2 separate regions of the Homo sapiens genome follow, and region 2 is linked to region 1. A link is a contact called in ENCODE Hi-C or POLR2A ChIA-PET data. All regions are on one chromosome and are shown on one strand. The core of a region is the stretch at or near the end of the contact, and the rest is flanking DNA. Distances in the headings are between cores, read along the strand shown.

Region 1 (3,998 bases), core at 853-3,352:
CTTCACAGTGTGAAGAGCTGTACAAGGGAGAACTGGCTCACCAGGAGGTGGTGACCCATTGGATGATAAATGGGGGCACCTGTCAAGGGCAAGAGGTCCCCTTCCTACTCCCTGGCTAGAGAACTAGCCCACCCCGGGCTCCCAAAGATCAGTATCTGTGAGTGCCAGACTGAGACTAGACCCTGGGAATGGCATAGCTCACCAGAGCCTTGGTGTTCAGCCTGTGGCTCTCTGCTCAGCCCCCTTTTTATAGAGAAAACGTATGAGTGGCCAGGAGTCCCTTTCTTCCCACATGGCCAGGATATATCTCCCTGTTGCATCAGACAGACCTGATCCAAATCTCTGCTACTTCCTTCTCTGATCTGGGAAAGTCATTTTGCTGCCCATCCTTGCCTCTTAAATGCAATATTACAGCAGCCTCCTAACTGGATTTCCTGCCTCTAGGTCTCCTCATCATCACCCTGTCCATCTTTCCAAGTAACTAGCCAAAACATGACTCAGTCTAATCACTCCTCTGGAAGCCTTCAGTGCCTCCTCACTGCCTACAAGAAACAGAAGGTGGGAGAACCTTCCTTTGTGATTTGACCCCCCGCTGCCTCTCCGAGTCTTGTTACACTTTGTACTGCCCACAGCTTCAAACACGGGGACTCAGAAAACATTTAAAGATGGAATGAATGAATATAAAAAGTAAAAAGCTGAGCAAAAATGCTCTAGTGTTTTTAATTTTGTAGTTACAGAGCTATCATGCTAATATCTACATAAGATTAATCATTGGTAGTGTTTTCACAGTTTCCCTGATACAAGCCTGTTATCCAAAGAATTGGGAAGCCTGCCTTACTTCATAAAGGGGGCAAGGTTTATAGAATATATAAAGGAAATTAAGAGTCAAATAACGTTTTGATCTTTGATTTTGAATTTGTCTCAGATAATGCCTACAAAAAGGATCTCAATGATTCATTCTTTTTTTAGCCAGCCAGTTCTCCAGTCAAGTTTTAAAAGACTTGGAAGAACATGTGATTTTTAAAATATCCTGGAGTTTTTTTCCAGGCCTGGGCAACTCGTGGGTCAATGCACAGCTATTTCTGTATGTAAGTAGGCTGGGAGAATACTCTGTCAGTTCACAAAGGCCAGGGGCCTGACTGCCTGAGCTAGGCTTCCTTCCCCCCCTCCCTCCTTGTGCCACAGCTGGGCACTGCAGAAGTGCAGACATGTTCTCCAGACCTACTTGTGTTTGCATACCTATACCTGCTGCAAGGTGTTTTATTCTGAGTTGTGGTTTCTTTAGATTGTGAGAACCTTGGCTCCCATGTCCAAGGTGTAACACACAGGTCTGAACAACATAGGCTTTGGGAACTGTACCATGGAGAAGTAGCTTTGGAATACACCATTTATAAAAGAGAAATAAACAAATTCCAGCTGATTTGAAAGCCTGATATTTTTCCAGGTTTTAGTCATGCTTATAGGAGAAGATACTCTCAAATCCAATGAAGAGGAGAGAAGAGTATGGACTGGCACCCAGGGATTGAGTTCTCAGCTCAGCTCTGCAAATCGCCCATTGATTTTTCTGGGCCAGGCCTTTCCCCTGCAGAGGCGCAGTACCTTTCAAGTCAGGAGGGTTGGGTTAGTTAGTTCTTGTGCCGGATGTTTTCTGTTTGCCCTCCACATCTACTCTCTGTCCTACCCTGTGCCCTGGAAGCCGACCAGTGGGGACTCTATGAATGGGCTTCTTTGCTTCCTGGCCCCTATTGTGTGCTTTGCCCAGTGGGGAGCACTAACAGGAGATCGGAGGAAGTATTGATTTCTCCTGGCTCCACCCTGTGGCATCACCAAAGGTCTGGGCTCCTGGCAGGCAGCCTTCTCCACAGGGCGCTCTGTCTCAGGGGTCCAGCAGCCTCTCCTTCCTCACCCTTTTGGGCCTAGGCATGTAAATGTGCGACTGTTACTGGTCCCAGACCACTGCACTTCGGTCCGTTCTATAAATGCTTCCCTTATTAAAGTCTCCTCAGATTACTCATTTTGAGAGTGCCATCTGTTTCCTGCCAGAACCCTGCTGGATAAAGTTCCTAAGATCTTTTCCAGCTCTGAAAAAAGATGACCACAAGCAGGGAGGAGCCAGCCCTTTGGAGCTCCTGTTTTTCACTGGTGCCTCCCTGAATGGTTCCCCAAGGTCATGGGAAGGAGGAACTGGTAGCAGTATGATCTCCAGGGCACAGAGTCCCTTAGGACAAGAGCCACTGATGCCCTGGTAGACACAGACTGTTAGGAACCTGATTCCCAAAGAGTGTAAAGTGTGCTGCTGTGCTGCCCACTCTAGTAGTGGGGAGAGGGTAAGGGACAATCCCACCAACTGAGGCTGGACTGTCACTGCCACTCCTTTCTGCCTTTGTGACTAAGAAAGTCACTTCGCCCTCTGAGCCTTTCCTTCCCTCCTAAACCAAAGCTGAGAATACCCACTCTGGCCCACACACAGTGGTTATGAGGTACAAACGAAGGCGTCTGTGTTCAAACTGCTTTGTTGAATGTAAAATGCAGGACTAAAGAGAGTTACAGTCATAAACAGCTTTTATTGTGGTAGGGGTCACAGCTAGGGCACAGAGCCCAGTAGGGACATTACCCCTGCTCCTGTCCCTGCCAAAAACCCCCACTTCCTTTTGTTCTTTCCTGGTATGTGCACTTGCTGAGACATATATGGCTCTTCGAGTGTCAATTTTAGGATCAAAGCATGACCTAAGTGATACCAAATTACAAAATCATGCCATCAAACTGCAGCAGCCGCCTTCTGACATCTCTGGAATTTAGATTCTGACCTTGAGGGTCTTAGGTGGCCATTTATGGCCTTCTAAAAGCAGCTGCTTCAAAATAGGTCTAAGGGAGGAGAATGAAGGAAATTAAGGGCATTTTTAAACCTATACATTCTTAATTATTAAAGTTATCACAGAGACTTCTTGAAATACATGAAAAATACATTCTTGAAAACTACAAATGTCAAGTGCAATTTTCTCTCTAAGGAAAAAATTAAGAGACTTAAAGAACTTGAGTCTTGTTCATTTGACACTGTTGATATTGTTCACCCATATGCATATAGAGCACATGTGCAGGATGAGTGGAGGAGGTGAAGGAGAAAGGATGAAAGAGTGACAGGCTGGGAGAGGACAGAGCATTAAATGCCCTGGGTGGGGGTGTACCACAGTGTATTTATCACACAGCAGTTAGGAACTGTACGTGTATCAGTGTGGGGGAATGTTAAGAACGTAGAGCTTAGTGGAAAAAATAAGAATGAGATGCACAGACTAATATTTCTATAAGTTAAAAATAAGTGCTCAGAAAAGTACAATGCACATTTTTCTAGCACTCCTGTAAACACAAAGATATACTTTAAGCATGTTAGAAAGTTTGCCTGTGGGTTGAGGGGAGTGGAGGTGGGCTGTGAGGATAAAGGGAAATAAAAAAGCATGTATACATACAGCGCATTTGCCTAGATACGGCTAGTGGTGTGCCAGGAACTATCACACATGGTAAATGCGACCCTATGCTCCTGAGATGCAAAACAAACAGAAAGTCTGCAGGGTTTTGTTTTTAAGAAGTCTGAAAGCTTCTACAGTTCAGTTTGCATGGGCTTCCCCATAACCCTCAGTGTAGCAGCTAAACCACAAGTGGTTAATGGAACAAAAGTACCCTTTGTAGGGTCAGAACAGAAACACAGCACAAACGCTGCCTAGAAACCACATGAAAGAAGGGATGCTGTGAGCCGCCCTTCAGGCTCACTTTTGGAAACTCACCACCTGGTAGCCCCCGCCAAGTGGGCGAATGTCCATCACAGCAGGCAAGAGTATTCCAAATGTGTTTCTGTTTTTAAAAAATCTCCTAATAGAAAGTGGAAGGTATGGCAAATGCATGTTAAGCCTGTAAGAAGAGACTGCATACAGTATTTTGATTGATATACCCTCTATAACATTTTAATATCTTTATCTCAATTATTCTTTCCTAATGTTGCAGTT
Region 2 (3,998 bases), core at 814-3,313, 130 kb after region 1:
AGACTCTGTGACTGTCTCTGAGGCTGTCTAGAGGCAGGGTGGAGAAGCCAAAAGTAATGGCAAGAGTCCATTGTCCTGTCCTTCCCTATAACAGGGAAGGGGGCCAGAGAGCCTCCACAAGCGGAACTGCTCCTAAATGACAAGACCACCCAACTGGGGCTCCATTTGCCACATTAGAGCAATGGAGGCCCCCAGACTGTTGCACCCCTCTTCCTACCCACAGCTCCTTCCTGCACCACTGGGGGCCTTGCATGCTTGTGGAAAATTGGAGAAATGCCTGTTTGCCAAAGCTCCCTCCACTTCCCTCCTCCTCCCCCCACCATAGCTACCCTTTTAAGTCAGCCCTGGGAGGATAAACTTAAAGAAGAGGCCTGCATAGGCCCTGGAATGAACTCAGGACATGTGGGCACATACTTTTGGGGTCCCATGTGCCTGGAGGCGAGGCACGGGGCACATCATCTTGGCCCTGTGATCTCTTACTCTGTGGGAAAGAGTGCGGGGGACAGCCAGAGATGGGCCTCTCAAGCACACAGTCCAGGGCAGGCGGCCCTGGCTTCTCAGCTCTCAGGACAGAAAAGGTCCTGGAAAGGACAAAAGAGAGAGCCAGGCCCAACCAAGAGAAGTAGAAGTGGAAGTAGCCCAGGTGTGTGGGCAAGCATGCTAGCACTCATCTCTGGAAGTGGGTTTCAGGATGTAAGGCAAGCAAACTCAGTGTGGAGTAGAAAGTGGTTGGTTGTATCACCTGTGAGCAAAAGCCATGGTGTGCAAATGACAACAGTCAATGTGATGTTATGCTGCTGCCCTGGACAAATGCAGTCCTCTTTTCCATCTCAGTGATGCTGTCATCACCCCCCTGATTGCACACACAGGATACCTGGGAGTCATTCTTGGTGCCTGTTTCTTACCTCCCATTATCCACCAGCAAGTCTTATCAATTCTACTTTTTGGATCTATCTCCAATCCAGTTCCCTCTCTCTCATCCAATCTCCCTTCATCTCTTTCCTAACTTCTGTGCTAGTTTCCTAACTGAACTTCCTGATGCCTCTTGCCTCTCCTGTCTATTCTCATAGCAATCAGAATGATCTTAGTAAAACAGAGCTGACCATGACATGCCCCAGCTTAAGACCCTTGATGAACCTCCTACTGCCCTCAAAATAAAGTCCAAATTCCCTATTGTGGCCTACCAACCCACTTATGATCTGGCCCTAACCTATCAGTGTCATTCCTCCACCCTCACACTCTTTAAGTTCCACTCCTCCTGAATTTCATTCCGTCCTTCCCACATTTTTAAATATTTTGTAAAGATGGGGTCTCCCTATGTTGCCCAGGCTGGTCTCAAACTCCTGGCTTCAAGTGATCCTCGTGCCTCAGCCTCCCAAAGTGTTGGGATTACAGGTGTGAGCCACCACACACACGCTCTTATTTAGGTACTTTTTTGTTTTTTGTCATTCTACTAACTGTAGTACTGCATTGTGGTTTTAATTTCCACTTCTTTGATGACTAATGATGTTCAGTCTACTCCTTCTTTGAAATCTCTGCTTGGTTTTCATTTGTTCCAAGAAGTAATCGCTCCTTCTACAGACTAAGTTCCTGTCCTCCTTTGTAGTTCCATGACAACCAATATTTATCTCCACCTTGGCCTTAACCCACTAAAGTACAGTTGTTTTACTTTTACCTCCACACCCACCGCCATCATCACAAACACACACATACACGACTGTGCACTTCCTGAAGGCAGAAGCAGCATCATACTTCTTTGGTATCTTCAGCAATCAGCACAGACCTGAAACACAATCTTTACACAATAAATATGATGAGTGAATGAACAGTTGCTTAACAAATTAAAGAATGGATGAAGGTAGGTAGTTAGGTACAAGGTTTTGCAGATAGGCCTGGCTGTGTCAATTAAACCTTTCTTCATGGGTCCTCACACTTAGTAAGCTCACTTTTAAAAGGACAATGCTGAAGACACAAATGTTTACAATGACCACAGCGATGACGGGATCCGAGAGAAAGGCAAGGCGGAAGGGGTGAGGCCGGAAGCCGAAGTGCCGCAGGGAGTTAGCGGCGTCTCGGTTGCCATGGAGACCAGGAGCTCCAAAACGCGGAGGTCTTTAGCGTCCCGGACCAACGAGTGCCAGGGGACAATGTGGGCGCCAACTTCGCCACCAGCCGGGTCCAGCAGCCCCAGCCAGCCCACCTGGAAGTCCTCCTTGTATTCCTCCCTCGCCTACTCTGAGGCCTTCCACTACAGCTTCGCAGCCCGGCCCCGCCGCCTCACGCAGCTTGCGCTGGCGCAGCGTCCCGAGCCTCAGCTGCTTCGTCTGCGCCCCTCCTCGCTGCGCACCCAAGATATCTCGCACTTGCTCACCGGCGTCTTCCGCAACTTGTACTCAGCCGAGGTCATCGGCGACGAAGTGAGCGCAAGCTTGATCAAGGCCCGCGGCAGCGAGAATGAGCGCCACGAGGAGTTCGTGGACCAGCTGCAGCAGGTAACGTGGCGGTGGCGTCGCGTCTGCGGACGGTGCCGGGGTCTCAGCGCTCGGCACGCGTCAGCACCTGCCAGGTGCCAGGCGCTGTTCCAGGATCTGGGGCTGCAGTTGAGAAACAGCCCATCATGCCGAAGTGGGCCCGACATTCTAGTGGAAGGACGCTCTATCCATACACACACATGCGCAAATACCACACATACCACACAACGTGCGGCATATATCTGTAGCACCTGTCTATATTTCTCTAGACACATACGTTATATATTGCATATATCAATGAACGACTGCGGCAGACCGCTGAATAGTTGTTCCATGGAGAGGATAAAGCCAAAAGTCACCCGGCTTTGGGGTGCCTTTGTATCACAAACCACAATCTTGACTGGGCCATTCATGCGCAGATTTTAGGAAGCGTGTCTAGCCTCTAGAACAGCAACTCTGCTTCCTCATCTGTACAAGGAGAAAACCAGCTGACTCGCGGCCTCTGTGCTGAGTCGGCCTCTGCTGGCCACACTACTGAAGACTCCCTTAAACTTGTGGGCACTCCTCCCATACCCGATCCTTTACCCCGGTGTGCTTCCTGCCTCTCAGATCTTCTTCTTCTCCTTTCTGTTCTGTCCTCTACCTGCCCCTTAAGTGACATGCATCCCACGTCGTTAGCTTCAGTCATTCCTTCACTTAACACATTTGTTGAATGTCTGCTGGGTGTCATACTCTGTTCTAGGCAGTGGGGATTCAGCAGTGAATAAAAACGCCAGTGTTCGGGCACACCCACACTCACACACGCAACCTGTCCTCTGTAGCTTTCAACCTAACTGAGGTAGATAGACATTAACAAAATGAATACCTATACAGTATGTGAGATACTTACAGGACCAGTCTCGCCGCCTCCACGGGTTATAGGCTTCTTAAAGTGCAGCCAGAGCCCCTGGCTGGGATCCTGTACTCTGTGATTCGTGGGTCACCACATTCACTCTGCTAAGACTTCAGCCTACCCAGCCAGACCTTGCCCTTGAACTTCAGACTCACATCCCTGTCATTCACATGAGCCAGAATATATGGAGCATTATAAACCTATAAACCCCATGACCAGTCACCCAGTTCACTGGATTCTATCTTCTCAGTATCTGTCCCATAAGTAGCCACTATACCAGAGTCTGAATTGGCAAATAGTGATCCCTTTTTTTGAAGAAAAAAAGTAATACATATTACAAATTTTTTTTTTTGACAGAGTCTGGCTCTGTTGCCCAGGCTGGAGTGCAGTGATGTGATCACAGCTCACTGCAGCCTTAACATCAGGGGCTCAACTGATCCTCCCTCCTCAGCATCTGGAGTAGCTAGGACCACAGGTGTGCACCAGTATGCCCAGCTTATTTATTTATTTATTTATTTATTTGAGATGGAGTCTCACTCTGTCACCCAGGCTGGAGTGCATGGCGCAATCTCAGCTCACTGCAAGCTCCACCTCCCACATTCATGCCATTCTCCTGCCTCAGCCTTCTGAGTAGC

The links. Hi-C counts contacts between places; a loop is a spot of excess contacts on that map. ChIA-PET counts read pairs that join two places held with the same protein, here RNA polymerase II (POLR2A). Pooled maps may share reads with other maps.
Region 2: a loop to region 1 is called in a pooled map, with 13 times the contacts of the local background. The contact joins the promoter of DLEC1 here to the enhancer-like site in region 1. A Hi-C loop is called at or near these places in 1 of 37 single-sample maps with no recorded cell type and 8 of 50 pooled maps. POLR2A ChIA-PET finds 5 or more read pairs at or near these places in 2 of 52 experiments (HepG2 and PC-9).

Annotation. Positions count from the first base shown.
Region 1 is chr3:37,904,430-37,908,427 of GRCh38, forward strand. All of the region lies in intron 1 of CTDSPL (CTD small phosphatase like), which reads left to right. Among named protein-coding and RNA genes, the nearest start is that of CTDSPL, 45 kb to the left of the region's middle. RefSeq lists a silencer at 1,569-1,863 and an enhancer at 2,315-2,364. Within about 2 kb of position 2,103, at least 10 of the 41 ENCODE cell types and tissues checked have a DNase peak (open chromatin) inside an H3K27ac peak, as active enhancers do.
Region 2 is chr3:38,037,145-38,041,142 of GRCh38, forward strand. It overlaps DLEC1 (DLEC1 cilia and flagella associated protein), which reads left to right and starts at 2,064. Exons shown (of 37, transcript NM_007335.4): 1 at 2,064-2,492. The coding sequence starts at 2,082. RefSeq lists enhancers at 2,129-2,338, 2,629-2,858.